2 separate regions of the Homo sapiens genome follow, and region 2 is linked to region 1. The links are chromatin contacts, found by Hi-C or POLR2A ChIA-PET in ENCODE. All regions are on one chromosome and are shown on one strand. The core of a region is the stretch at or near the end of the contact, and the rest is flanking DNA. Distances in the headings are between cores, read along the strand shown. Region 1 overlaps FITM2 (fat storage inducing transmembrane protein 2). Region 2 holds the start of R3HDML (R3H domain containing like).

Region 1 (6,301 bases), core at 3,119-5,618:
ACAGCTGTTTATTTCCACAACTTGTCCCAGAAGGTGTTTGGCACCTTGTTTGGTTTGCTGAGCTGGTACGGGACATACGGGTTTTGGTATCCGAAAGCCTTTTCCCCAGGACTTCCTCCCCAGAGCTGTAGTTTGAATTTGAAGCAAGATAGTTACAAGAAATAAAAGAGTAACAGAGGGGGGACAGAAGGACAATGGCTAATCTATTTTTCAAATATATATTTTGCTTAGTTATTTGGCTAAATTATTGATCCTACTTCAGAGGGAAAGTGTACCAGGCAGTTTTGGTGGGTGGTGCTGAAGTCTGGGGAGTGAGTTTAGTCTTCAGACTATTCTTGGCGACATCACCAGTGTTGCAAGCACCACCATTCCCAGTTAGGCACTTTTTGTCCCTGGTAAGACTTGACCTTTATCTGGAACACTCCTTTTGTCCCTAGAGTGGGGACCTAAGGCTCAGCAAAAGGGCAGAATCAGGAAAGCCTTTATGGTGTGGCTAAAGGAGTGGCCAGAGCCTTGGGACTCCTTTGCTGCCTTCTCCCTGGTTCCAGTTGTCTTTAGATTTTCACGGCTCTTACTGCTGTTACTTAACAGTATTTTCCAGCCAGGCATGGTGGTTCACACCTCTAATCCCTGCACTTTGGGAGGCCGAGGCAGGCGGATCACCTGAGATTGGGAGTTCGAGACCAGCCTGTCCAACATGGCGAACCTCGTCTCTTCTAAAAATACAAAAATTAGCTGGGTGTGGTGGCACATGCCTGTAATCCCAGCTACTCAGGAGGCTGAGGCAGGAGAATTGCTTGGACCTAGGAGGTGGAGGTTGCAGTGAGCTGAGATCGCACCACTGCACTCCAGCCTGGGTGACAGAGCAGACTCCACCTCAAAAAAGAAAAAACAAAACAAAACAGTATTTCCCACTGGTCAGTTTTGCATAGGCATCTATTTCAGGCAGGGTTTTTTTCTTTTTTTTGAGATGGAGTTTTGCTCTTGTTGCCCAGGCTGGGGTGCAATGGCCCGATCTCGGCTCACCGCAACCTCCACCTCCCAGGTTCAAGCGATTCTCCTGCCTCAGCCTCCCGAGTAGCTGGGATTACAGGCATGCGTCACCACACCAGGCTAATTTTGTATTTTTAGTAGAGATGGGGTTTCTCCATGTTGGTCAGGCTGGTCTCAAACTCCTGACCGCAGGTGATCCACCTGCCTCGGCCTCCCAAAGTGCTGGGATTACAGGCATGAGCCACCGCGCCCGGCTCAGGCAGGGTTCTTTATAAAAACAGCCTGATGCCTGAAGGACACTCTCTGGTTGTAATATTTGTTTCATCCATGAAGTGTTTAAATATTGCAACTGACTTGCGATTAGCCACCAAAACAGGCCCTTTTAGATGCAGTGCCTCTCCGACCAAGTATTGGATGATTCATACGTAATGGACTATGATCATTTTCTGTCCATGTTTTCTATTACTATATGCTGGTTTTTTTGGAGCAATAAGATTACTTTTTTTCTGTTCTATTTTGAGCGAATCCTTTACAGTTTTTGATAAGAACTGTGACATTTGTTCTTTGTTGATAAAACTCCTGAAAATAACTCACAAGGCCAGTGCTGCACTCTGGCACATGTAGGTTGTTTTGAGGGTTTGTTGGTTGGTTGGTTGGCTGGTTGATTGGTTGGTTGGTTTAGAACACTAATGTACTTGTTATGAACCAAACTCTGGTCTTACAGTCTTAAATTCCACCTCATGGGGCTGTTTTCTCTGTTAGCAATGAAACCTGGGCCAGGTGTAGTGGCTCACACCTATAATCCTGGCACTTTGGGAGGCTGAGGTGGGAGGATTACTGGATCCCAGGAGTTTGAGACCAGCCTGGGCAACATAGTGAGACCCTGGTTTCTATAAATAAATAAGATAATCAAACCAGAAAGCAGGCATTTTAGTAACAGCCTGTTGAATTTTAAGGTGAATCAAGGTAATTTTGCAGAATGCGTTCTTGCACCGAAATGTCCCTGACCACATATCAGTGGTATAGACTGAACAGTGTGCTTCAGGGTCATGTGCTGAGTGCACTGATCACTCTGCTGTGGCCCAGGGCATCTGTACCTGTTGGACAAGATTATGATAATTCAGAAGTGAAGTAAAATGCCTCCCTCTGATGGCAAAAAGCCAACCTGTTTGCAAAATCACCCTTATTGAAGGGTGGCATGGCTGTGGTCCCTCCCTCCTGTTACTTGCATCACCAACCAAACTAAACCAAACCATACCTGGGCCTGTTCAGCTGGACTTGAAATCAGTTTCCTTTTTCTCTCCCCTTTGCAGCACTTTTCAGTTTCCAGCTTTGTCATTCTGTGGCCTTTGCTGTGACAATGCTGGGAAGGGTTAGAAATCCTGTCACCTCCATCCACAAAGGCACAGTTCCACGCCCTGTGATAAGATATCCCCTCTTCTCTCCCAGACTGTCTCCTTAAGCCTTTCAAACTGAGCCCCTTGCTGTTGGGGTAATCACCCTTAAGGCCGCCTTGATGCCCCTCTCTCCAATCAAGTCCAATAGTAGCATTAACTGAGAAGCACTACACCTGACTGGCTTCACTGAAGCTTAAGTGGTTGAGGATGAATCTTCGGTGTAAAATCTTTTACTATAAGGATATATTTTAAATATTTCATATCCCATCAAGTTGGAGGTTAATTTTATCCATCACAATGAGTCATGATTTGTTGCACCCAAAAGGAGCAGAAACACAGGTGATGAGATATGGGAGGTGGCACCATGGTGCTTTGGAGGCGTTGGTAAGATGTGACCCTCTGTTGCCTATGCCCATAAACCAGTGGTGGGAGTGGCCATGGAGTAGATGGCAGGGGCTTGTTGAAGGGATTGAAAGCTCTCCTAGGCTAGGCATGGTGGCTCACACCTGTAATCCTAGCACTTTGGGAGGCTGAGATGGGAGGATCACTTGAGGTTGGGCCAGCCTAGCCAACATGATAAAACCCCGTCTCGACTAAAAATACAAAAATTAGCCAGGTGTGGTGGTACACGCCTGTAATCCCAGCTACTCGGGAGGCTGGGGCAGGAGAATCGCTTGAACCCAGGAGGCAGAGGTTGCAGTGAGCTAGGATCACGCCACTGCACTCCAGCCTGAGCGACAGAGTGAGACTCTGTCTCAAAAAAAAAAAAGGCTCTCCAAAGTGTCATGTTCAGCACCAAAAGGGAATAGGCACAGGGTGACCCCAGAAGTTCATTTGTGACACTTAAATCTCCAGATATTTATCCCACGTGGGTCTGATGCGGGCTCAGCACTAAATTAACTGTATGTGGAAAGTGTCAATTGCAGAGCCTTCTGTATCGATGAGGCTTCCGCCACTTGTCCATGCTTAGCCCCCTTGCCTCTTCCTTGGGAGCATGCTTTCTATTCCTATGTGAAACAGCCTGACATAAGTGAAAGGATTTGGGCTCAAGCAAACATGAGATGTGGGTTCATATCTTGGCACCACTCCTGATAGCTGTGTGATCATGGCAAACCTCGTTTTCATCGTCTGTCAGGTGGAGATGAAGAGAAATGGTGCATGTAAAGTGCTCAGCATCTGTGCTTAGCAGGCCATAGTCTCCCTGCCTCCTTTTTCTTGAGTAAGCCTTTAGAACTTTCTGACTCCTCTAGAGAAGGCAGAGAAACGAATATATTTTGGGTGCCATTTGGAGTCTGGGTCTTTTGTTAAAATTGTCCTGTATTATGTTGAAAAGTGTCGGTTACCCCCAGGCTCTGGGGGCATCTGTGATCATAGAATACTGCCATGCTTATTTTGCCTTTCTATGTTGAGATTAATTCACTGACGCCTCATTTTCCACGTGCATCTGTCATAGTCTGGGTACCAGATTGTATTTAGAGAATGGCTCTTGCCACTGTTATGTACACACAGATCGTGTGTGTAAACAAGCAAATTAAAGTAAACTGAGATAATGAAATCCCATATTTCAGCATTTTGTGTGTTCTTTTCTAATACTCTTAAGGAAGCGCAGAGCCCAATAAACCTCAGCGCACTTCGTGAAAGTAGGTAATTCTTTCTCAATTTAACTTGTCATATACGGGTTATTTTATGGCTAGAGTTGCTCCTGTTTTTCCCCGTATGTCTTGTAATATAAATGCATGTTCAGACATGTATTTATTAGCTTGACTTACTCCTTCCCTGTGTGCCACCTTCATGTCTTACAGTCCTGAGGTCAGGATCAGCCAGACTTGGGAGCAGTTCTCTTGGTAAAAAGTGAAGTAGGCCTCACAGAAGCAACACTGAAGAGCACTTTCAAAGTTTACTCAGATGAGGTCACCTTTGCAAGTGCTTTGTAGTCCTGGAGGCCTGTACACATGTGAGAGCTTCTTGTGCCTTTTAGTGCCCACTCGTTTGTCAGCCTGACCTGCTTGGCACGTCCAGGAAGTGTCTGTTGAAAGCTCCGTGGCTCCAGGATCAGAATCCCCTCCTGTTGCAGAACTTCCCTGTTCAGATTCCTTTGGCAGCAACAAACCCTTCTTGGGCTCACACTGTGAGCTGGGAGCTGGGGTGGAATGATAAACTCCCCTCCGCGTGGAGATTGTGGTTCAAAGTCCATCCTTTTGTAGCTTAAGCTGTGTGCTGGTGTTGCAAAGATGAATTTGGTCCATCTCTGCCTTGGAAGAGTTTTCACTCTCATGGAGAAGAACCAATCCTGCCATAAAGGGTTCTGAGTGCTGGGGCAAGGTCAGGGCCAAGAACATAAAGCAGGGAACAACCAGAGGCCCTGGAGAGTCAGGGAATATTTTCAAAGAAGGCAGCAATTCTTTGGGTTTTGATGGATGAGGAGGAGTTCAAGCAGTTAGGCAGAGAAGGGAATCCAAGGCAGTGGGGACAGCACACACAAAGGCTCATAGATATGTTACCATGATTTTTATGCGGACATCCATTTTCAAGAAGCCTCACTTTCCTGTCATTTTTAAAAGCAACTGAGATTGGAAGGAAGTTAGCCTTAAAGGACTGTGAGTGGAGATCATAGATACTCCCTGCTGTAACATAAAGAGCACTCAGTGCTGTGGTTTGAATATATTTTCCAAAGTTCATGTCTTGGAAACTTAATCCCCAATGCAACAGCATTGAGGTGGGACCATTAAGAGGTAATCAGGTTATGAGGCCTCTGGCCTCATGAATGGGTTAATGCCAGTATTTGGGGAGTGGGTTTGTTACCATGAGAGGAGCATCTTTATAAAGGATGAGTTTGTCCCCTAGCCCCCAAAATCTTTGGCCCTTTTGCCTTCCACTATAGGATGATGTAGCAAGAAGGCCCTAGCCAGATGCCAGCCCTTTGATCTTGGACTTCCCAGCCTCTAGAACTGTAAGAAGTCACTGTTCTTTATAAGTTACCCAGTCTGTGGTCTTGTGTTATAGCAGCACAAAATGGACTAAGATGCTCAGCTGGAAGTTAGAGCACCTGGCTTTGAGGTGGGTTCTGCTGCTGGTTTTTCCACTCTTTTGTGTGACCTTGAACTAGTCACTCAACATCTCTGGGTTTCAATTTCCTCCTGTAATAAACGATGGGGTTGGACTGGATAATCTCACCAACTCTTTGAATCTTTTCTACTGTTTCTCTGTTCTGCTTGATGAAAAGTTCTTCCCAAGCTGACTATGGCTTTTATTTTTGGAAACAACATGAAAAGAAACTCCCACTCAGAGCTGTTGTGGCAGCTGGTTTCTTGGTGAATGATGGGGGAAGCAGACCTCTGGGTGGACTTTGTTGCAGCCCTGCCTCCTTTTTCTCTACATCAACACACAAATGTAGTTCAGGCCTGGTTGCGCATGTTCACATAGGTTTAATGGACATGGGGAGCTGGACCTAATTCCCAGAGGAATAAACTGCAGAGGTCTTATTTATTTGTAATATTTATTTATTTATTTGAGACATAGTCTTGTCTTACCCAAGCTAGAGTGCAGTTGCTAGTGTCGGGTCACTGCAACCTCCACCTTCTGGCTTCAAGCAGTGCTCATGCCTCAGCCTCCCACGTAGCTGGGATTACAGGCGTGCGCCACCATGCCTAGCTAATTTTTGTATTTTTAGTAGAGACGGGATTTCACCATGTTGGCCAGGCTGGTCTCGAACCCCTGACCTCAGGTGATCCACCCACCTTGGCCTCCCAAAGTGCTGGGATTACAGCAGTGCGCTACTGTGCCTGGCCAGCTCTTTTAAAAAGTCTCAAAAATAAAAACATTTTTGAGAGCTGTCAAGAAGGTAGGTTCTGTTAGGAGAAATCCTTTACAGTTTAAACACCTTTAGAAACTGTCCCAGAAACCTCGAATAC
Region 2 (7,133 bases), core at 263-2,762, 35 kb before region 1:
ATGGAGGGCATTCTAGGTGCTAACGAATGAATGAACAAGTCAATGACTCCCCTGCACTCTAGCTGCCTGCCATCCCGGCTCTTATTCCCGCCCCTCCCAACACTGTATTGCCTCCTCACGTTATCTTATGTACATTAATATCTTGTTGTTCATGCTTGTTTTCTCTTATTCCCACTAAAATGTCACCTTCGTGAAGGAAGGGGCCTTGTCTATTCTGTTACCAGCAGTATCCACAAGGCTTAGCACGGTGCCTGGCTGCAAGTGTACTCCAAGTATAAGTCAATGGATACGATGAAAAAGTTAAGTTTTCAGGCTATCGAGTGGCATGTGTTGGTCTTTCAGGGGGCAGACTGGCAAACTCTTTCCCTAAAGACATCTCTGGGTGGGCTGGAAACCCATCCCTCTAGGCTGGTTTTGGACAGTGGCCCTGGGGGAGGAGCTGTAAGCAAAAGGTTGGTGCCCTCCTTTGACTTCTTGGGGGCTGGAGTGAGAGCCACCAGCCCTGCCTCTTTGAGGGGAGACATCCCAGCTTCCTCTGCTGGTCAGCTGTTGGTTTTCCTCAGCCTGAGATTCCCCAGTACCTGTCCCCACTGCTCCAAGCCTGCCTCCAGGGGCTTGTGGAGGATGCTGTGGGTGTGTCAGTCAAGACCTTAGGGTAAAGAGACAATAGCATAGAAAGCACCAGCCACGCACCCCATGCAGGTCCCCAGTGTGGGGAGCCAAAATTCTTGGGTAGGGGATTGTGATGGTTACAGTTGTGATGGTGCCAGGTGGCAGCAGGCAGACCTGGATTGAAATCCTGGCTGGGCAAATTAATTCTCTGAGTCTCAGTTTCTTCCTCTGGAAAATGGAGATGATACTCACGTGCAGTGCCTGGCGCACAGTGGTGCTCCTTACATAGTAGTCACATGCCTGACTCACTGGAACAGCTGTGCAACCTTCTTGGTTTCCTCATCTGTAAAATGGGCAGATTAACTCCTGCCCTTTCCACAGGTCGACACCCAGATACTGGCTAGTGGGGCCAGGCAGGCAAGTGGTCCAGCTCTTCAAAGCCAGTCATTCTAGGCCAAGATGAGTCCGGCTGCGTTTGCCGGAAGGGACACTGCGGGGGGTGGGGGGCAGGTACGGGGACTCACCATGTATTCCATGTTGGCGGCAGGTGGGTACACACTGGCCCGGATGTGGTTGTGATAATCCAGTAAGGCATTCATGTCTCTCACAGAGATGTGGCGCTTCCGGCGGTACCTGGGCACCTCCAGGCCACTCAGGAGCCGCATAGCCGTGCTCTCGGGCTGGGCCGGGGCTGGGGTAGCATTAGGCATTATCAAGGCGTTCACTGCCTGGCCAGCCCAGAAGAGCAGGCCTGCCAGGCCCACGGTGCTGGGCAGCAGGGGCATAGCTGGATGGAGGAGTCACAGGTCTGCCTTGTGCAATCAGAGCCGGCTGCCTGGAAGGGGCAGGCACGAGAGCACCAGACCCTGAGCGTTCTCCAACAGTGCCGACCCAGAGGATGCTGCCTCCTGGGAACTTGGCAAAGACCTCCAGATGCAGCTCTGGTCCAGATGCCCAGCACCCCTTCCTTTCCACCCCAGGGGACTGAGTGGGTTGGGCAAGGGGAAGAAATGCCCAGACAGTGGCTAATCCAGACATGGCCCTGGGGTGAGATGGTGCCACCACTTCAAAGCCAGTGCTCTGTCCCTCCAGCCCAGGAGACAGACAGCAGCCCTCTCCAGTCTAGACATCCTCTTCACCAATCCTGCTGGAGCGGGCTCAGTCAATGCCCTCGGAGGGCAGGGCCCACCTTACCCCAAGTCATATTGCAAGGTCCTTTTGTCCCTGCTTTGCTGCAATTTAGGAATTGAGAATGAGACACAGAGAAAACCCAATGGCAGAGAATGAAAGAGGCAGAGAAAAAAGAGAGACCAAAAAGGGGACAGAAAAAAAGAGTTACAGAGAAAAAAGAATGAGAAATAGAAAGGTAAAGAGATAAGAGAGAATGAGAGAGAGGCAACAATGTGGCTGGGGGAGGACAGAAATAGACAGAGAGAGGGGCACAAACAGAAGAAAGAGCGAAAAATCGACTTAGAGAAGAGACAGAGAAGCACGAGAGACCAGGCAGGAGGCTCCAACGGTGCGTACCCAGGACGGGCAGCCCAAGCGGTGGCAGGCGGCAGCCCAGGAGGCCGGGGACCTCTGCAGACACCCTGGCCCACCTGGCGGCGCAGCAACTTTAACGGTCCCCTGGTGCTGTTGGCATCTGACGTCCCTGGCCCCACAGCCCCCTCCCCTTCCAGCCAGGCCAGACTCCTGCAGGGAGGCTCCGCCTGCTGCTTGATGGGCTTTTCTCTCCCGCCCCTCTCTCTCTGCTTTCACCTGAAGCATGTAGGGCTGGGCTGGGCAAATGGTCAGGGTAGTGATGTGGCAACAGGGCAGGGATTCCAGGAAAAAATACTCATCCCCTATGGGAGATCCCAGACCCCGAGGCTTCTCTCTGCCTTCCACATCCTGACATATTAAGGCCACCTTGCATCTGGAGAGTATTTTCTGACTGTTTTCCCTATAACACCCTCCAGCCTTGGAGCAGACAGTTAATATGGCCCATCTAGTGAGCCCCTGCTATGTGCCAGGCCCAGGGCTGAGTGCTTTACACAAAAGCCCAGCCAACCTTCAGAAGCAGGTACTATAGCTCCCCATTTCATAGATGAGGAAACTGAGCCCCAGAGAGGAGAAAGAACAAGCCCAAAGTCAAGCCAGCCAGTCTGCAATCACGCCAGGATTTAAGTCCAGATCTGACCCCAGGCCTGGTTAGTATCTAAAAGGATGCCTTTTCCTTTTCCTTTCCTTTTTTTTTTCTTTCTGTTTTTTGTCTCACTTTGTCGCCCAGGCTGGAGTGCAGTGGCGCAATCTCGGCTCACTGCAACCTCGATTCTCCTGCCTCAGCCTCCTAAGTAGCTGGGGCTACAGGTGCACACCACCACACCTGGCTAATTTTTGTATTTTTTAGTAGGGATGGGGTTTCACCATATTGGACAGGCTGTCTTTCTTTTTTTTTCTTTTGAGACAGAGTCTCGCTCTGTCGTCCAGGCTGGAGTGCAGTGGCACAATCTCGGCTCACTGCAACCTCCACCTCCCAGGCTCAGGTGATCCTCCCATCTCAGCCTCCTGAATAGCTGGGGCCACGGGCACGCACCACCATACTTGGCTAATTTTTTTGTATCAGCCAAAGATGCCATTTTCTAACCAAACCAAATATAGATGCATAAGGAAAAAAGCCTAGGGTGATGTTCGTTATGATGCCACTCAAACACAGCCTATTCATTAGCAAATGAATTAAGCCCACAAATCTGGGTTCAAATTTCCCTTATCCCACCCCCTCACTAACTAGGTGTTGGGCACGTTACTCAACCATTGTGTGCCTCATCTGTAAAATGGGAGAAATAGCGGTGCCTACCTTGTAGCATTACTGCGAAGATGAAATGAGTGAACATTTGTGGAGCCTTAGTACAGTGGCTGGCACACTGTGTGCACTCTAGGAATGTGTGTGTGAATGTGTTTGTGTGTACGTGTGTACTTGTGAGAGTATGTATGCACTTGTGTATGTGTGTGCAAGTATACTTACATGTGTGTGTGTTTGAGTGTTCTTGAGTCAAATGTGTCCCCAGGTGAATGTATGAGTATGTAGATAATGGACGTGTGTGCGTGTGTGTGTGTGTGTGTGTGTGTGTTTAAAGTCTCAGTCTCTGAGTTGCTGAAGTCCTAGGTTAAGAAAGAGTTCAATTTTCTCCTCTTTCATTACTTGTATTCCCCAAAAATAAAATGCATTACTTTTGTAATAGAAGGGGATAGACTTACAACAGAAAGGTGTTATATAAAAAACACAGGTGAAGAATTTGCAATCCTCAGACTACTCTTCTAGCAAGCTCTGAGGATTCCCAGGCTGAACCTAGTCTCGGGGCAGCAGGCCAAACCCTGGGCCAGCTGGCGAAGCAGGGCTGGGGGCTGGGACTGGGCTACTCCAGACGGGTCCTCTCCAGACATGTGGAATTCCCACCACAGGCAGCCCAGACAGTGCGGCTGCCAAAGCACACACCTTCCTGCTGGAGCAGTGACCTTCCTGCTGGATGCTGGGGAAGGTGGGGAGGGCAGAGCAGTGAGGGGTGAGGGCTGCGACCCCTGACCCCTATGGGGGCTCTCCCACTATGCCAGAAGGACAAGAGAGACTCGTTCGATCTAGCCCCGTCTCTGCCTCCAGTGTGCTGGGTGTCTTAAGGCAAGTTCTTATCCTTCTTTGGGCCTTGGATGCCCCACTGAAGAAACTGAACTGAAATTGCTGCCCCCACTGAAGAAGGCTGTTCCCAGTTTCTCTTTGATAGGTTCCCAATTCTGGCTCTTCGGACAACAACAGGTGGGATCTTCGATACACCAGGGCAAATTCTGCAGCCCAGGGAAGGCAGACACAAACAGCCATGGCACTTAGGAACCCAGGAGTGTCAACAAGTAAGCCCGGCTCTCTCAGAACGCATAGCACAAGCCACTCCTATGTAACTGGCACTTTGCACTGGCTCAGAACTTCACATCCTCAATTCACTTGGGCCTCACAGCTCCCTTTGGGGTAGTGACTCCACCCATTGTATAGATGAAGGAACCGAGGCACACGTGAGCCTCAGTGACTTGTCCTAGGGATGGAGACTGTTTGTGTGGTAACCTGGGTCCTGGCAGTGAACGTCCTTGCACATGTGCAGAAGGCGCAGGCATCTGCTGTACACACAACACATGTATGTGCACACACACACACACGTTTGTGCACACACTCATATAAGCACATCCCCTCCCACAAATCACAGAGAGCTCGTCCCCGCCAGGCCCTCATATCCTCTCCATTGTACACCACAGGTGTCCTGTATAAATATACAGAAACCCACAGGTTACACACTTAAGCATGTCTACTACATATAAGCTGATGGTATTAGCTACTTTCTCATAAGTGGCCAGCACTGTTTTAAGCACATTACATGGGCAATCTCATTTAATCTTCAGAATAACCCTATTATTATCATCATCCACATTTTTATATACATGAAGAAACTAAGGCACAAAGAGGTGAGTCATTTGCCCCGGGTCACACATCCTGTGGGTGGGAGAGGTGGGACAGGCACCCCCATACTGCCTCTCCACAGTGTTGAGAGACAGACAACGAGGAAGACCCCACAGTCCAGCCACACAGACAAGACCACCATCGCCTACTCCACACACTCATGCATCCACAGAAACACAGAAATTCACTCTCGTAGCAAACACACAGCCACATCCCAGTCAGACCCTCTCTGCTGCCCCCATTGAAGAAAGCTGGTCCCAGTTGCATTTTGGCAGGTTTTCAATGGGTAAAATATTAGGGGTGGGGTCAGGAAATAATCAGGGGTGACCCAAATTATTTTTATTTATTTATTTTTATTTTATTTTATTTTGAGATAGAGTTTCACTCTTGTTGCCTAGGCTGGAGTGCCGTGGCACAATCTCATCTCACTGAAACTTCTGCCTCCCAGGTTCAAGCAATTCTCCTTCCTCAGCTCCCAAGTAGCTGGGATTACAGGCACCCACAACCGTGGCCTGGCTAATTTTTGTATTTTTAGTAGAGATGGGGTTTCACCATGTTGGCCAGGCTGGTCTCAAACTCCCTCCCAAAGTGTTGGAATTACAGGTGTGAGCCACTGCGCCTGGCCTATTTGTATTTTTATTTTAGTTTTGAGACAGGGTCTTGCTCTGTTGGCCAGGCTGGGGTGCAGTGGCACGATTATGACTGAGTGCAGCCTCGATCTCCCAGGTTCAAATGATCCTGTCGCCTCAGCTTCCCCAAGCAGCTGGGACTATAGGCACGTGCTACCATGCGGCTGATTTTTAAAATGTTTAGTGGAGACAAGGTCTCACTATGTTGACTAGGCTGGTCTGGAACTCCTAAGCTCAAGCAATCCTCTTACCTTGGCCTCCCGAAGTTCTGGGATTACCTGTGTAGGCCACTGCACTTGGGCCAGCTCAAGTTAATGCCCTGGACATTTATCTCGCGTTAGGGTAAGAACGTCTTTCTCACCCTTGGATTTGACCAACTGAATTCAGCTACTGCTCCATCCTCACCCCTACTGGAATTCTCTCTGGGCTTGGACAAGCAAAGAGAACATTCTTCCAGAAAGTAGTAGTATTTGAGACAGTGCAGCTTGGTGGGTGATAGAGCAGGCTCTGCATCCAGATAGCCTGGGTTCATGGATCAATTCCATGGCTTTTTAGCTGTGTGACCATCAGCAATTTACTTAACCCTTCTGTGCCTCAGTTTCCTCATCTATAAGATGCAGCTATCTCATAGCATGGCTGTGAGGATTAAATGAGTTAGTACATCTTAAGACACTTGACACAATGCCTGGCACAGAGCAAACAGTCAATAAATAATGAATAATAATAGCTAATAACAATAACAGTCAACATTTCTGTAGCACATACCAGATGCCAGACACTAAATGTCTTAGGGACATGACTTCAGGTAAGCCTCATTCCAGTTTCACGGGTTGGGTTTCAGGATCCCCATTCTATAGACAAGGAAGTGGAAACTCAGAGAGGTTAAGTAACTTGCTCAAGTTCACACAGCTAGTTCCAGTGGAAACTAGATTCCAAGGCCAGGTCTCTCTGACTCTTACCCAGTGTTCTTTTCACCCAGTCAAGTTGTTTTTGGCTGGGTGCGGTAGCTCACGCCTGTAATCCAAGCATTTTGGGAGGCTGAGGCAGGTGGATCACTTGAGGCCAGGAGTTCAAGACCAGCCTGATCAACATGGCGAAACCCCATCTCTACCAAAAAATACAAGAAATTAGCTGGGCATGGTGGCGACGTCTGTAGTCCCAGCTACTCGGGAGGCTGAGGCACGAGAATTGCTTGAACCCAGGAGGCGGAGATTGCAATGAGCCGAGATTGTGCCACTGCACAACAGCCTGGGTAACAGAGCAAGACTCTGTCTCAAAACAAACAAAGAAAAAAGTTGTTTTTGAGAAGAGACTGTGGGGCAAGAGCCTGGTGCTTGAGAGAGGAGACTGAGAAAGCAGGAAGGCCCTTAGAGATGATCTAGGTCATGTACCCATTTGTCAGTTGAGGA

Evidence for each region. A loop is a pair of places that touch in the nucleus more often than their neighbours do. ChIA-PET counts read pairs that join two places held with the same protein, here RNA polymerase II (POLR2A).
Region 2: a loop to region 1 is called in a map of mesothelial cell of epicardium, with 21 times the contacts of the local background. The contact joins the promoter of R3HDML here to the enhancer-like site in region 1. A Hi-C loop is called at or near these places in 1 of 168 maps with a recorded cell type or tissue (mesothelial cell of epicardium). POLR2A ChIA-PET finds 5 or more read pairs at or near these places in 4 of 52 experiments (Caco-2, HepG2 and WTC11).

The regions. Positions count from the first base shown.
Region 1 is chr20:44,300,489-44,306,789 of GRCh38, reverse strand. It overlaps FITM2 (fat storage inducing transmembrane protein 2), which reads left to right. Exons shown (of 2, transcript NM_001080472.4): 2 at 1-3,950. The coding sequence ends at 165. Among named protein-coding and RNA genes, the nearest start is that of FITM2, 7.6 kb to the left of the region's middle. Within about 2 kb of position 4,368, at least 7 of the 41 ENCODE cell types and tissues checked have a DNase peak (open chromatin) inside an H3K27ac peak, as active enhancers do.
Region 2 is chr20:44,331,422-44,338,554 of GRCh38, reverse strand. R3HDML (R3H domain containing like) reads right to left here and starts at 1,512. Exons shown (of 5, transcript NM_178491.4): 1 at 1,137-1,512. The coding sequence starts at 1,397. RefSeq lists enhancers at 1,841-2,830, 4,085-4,596.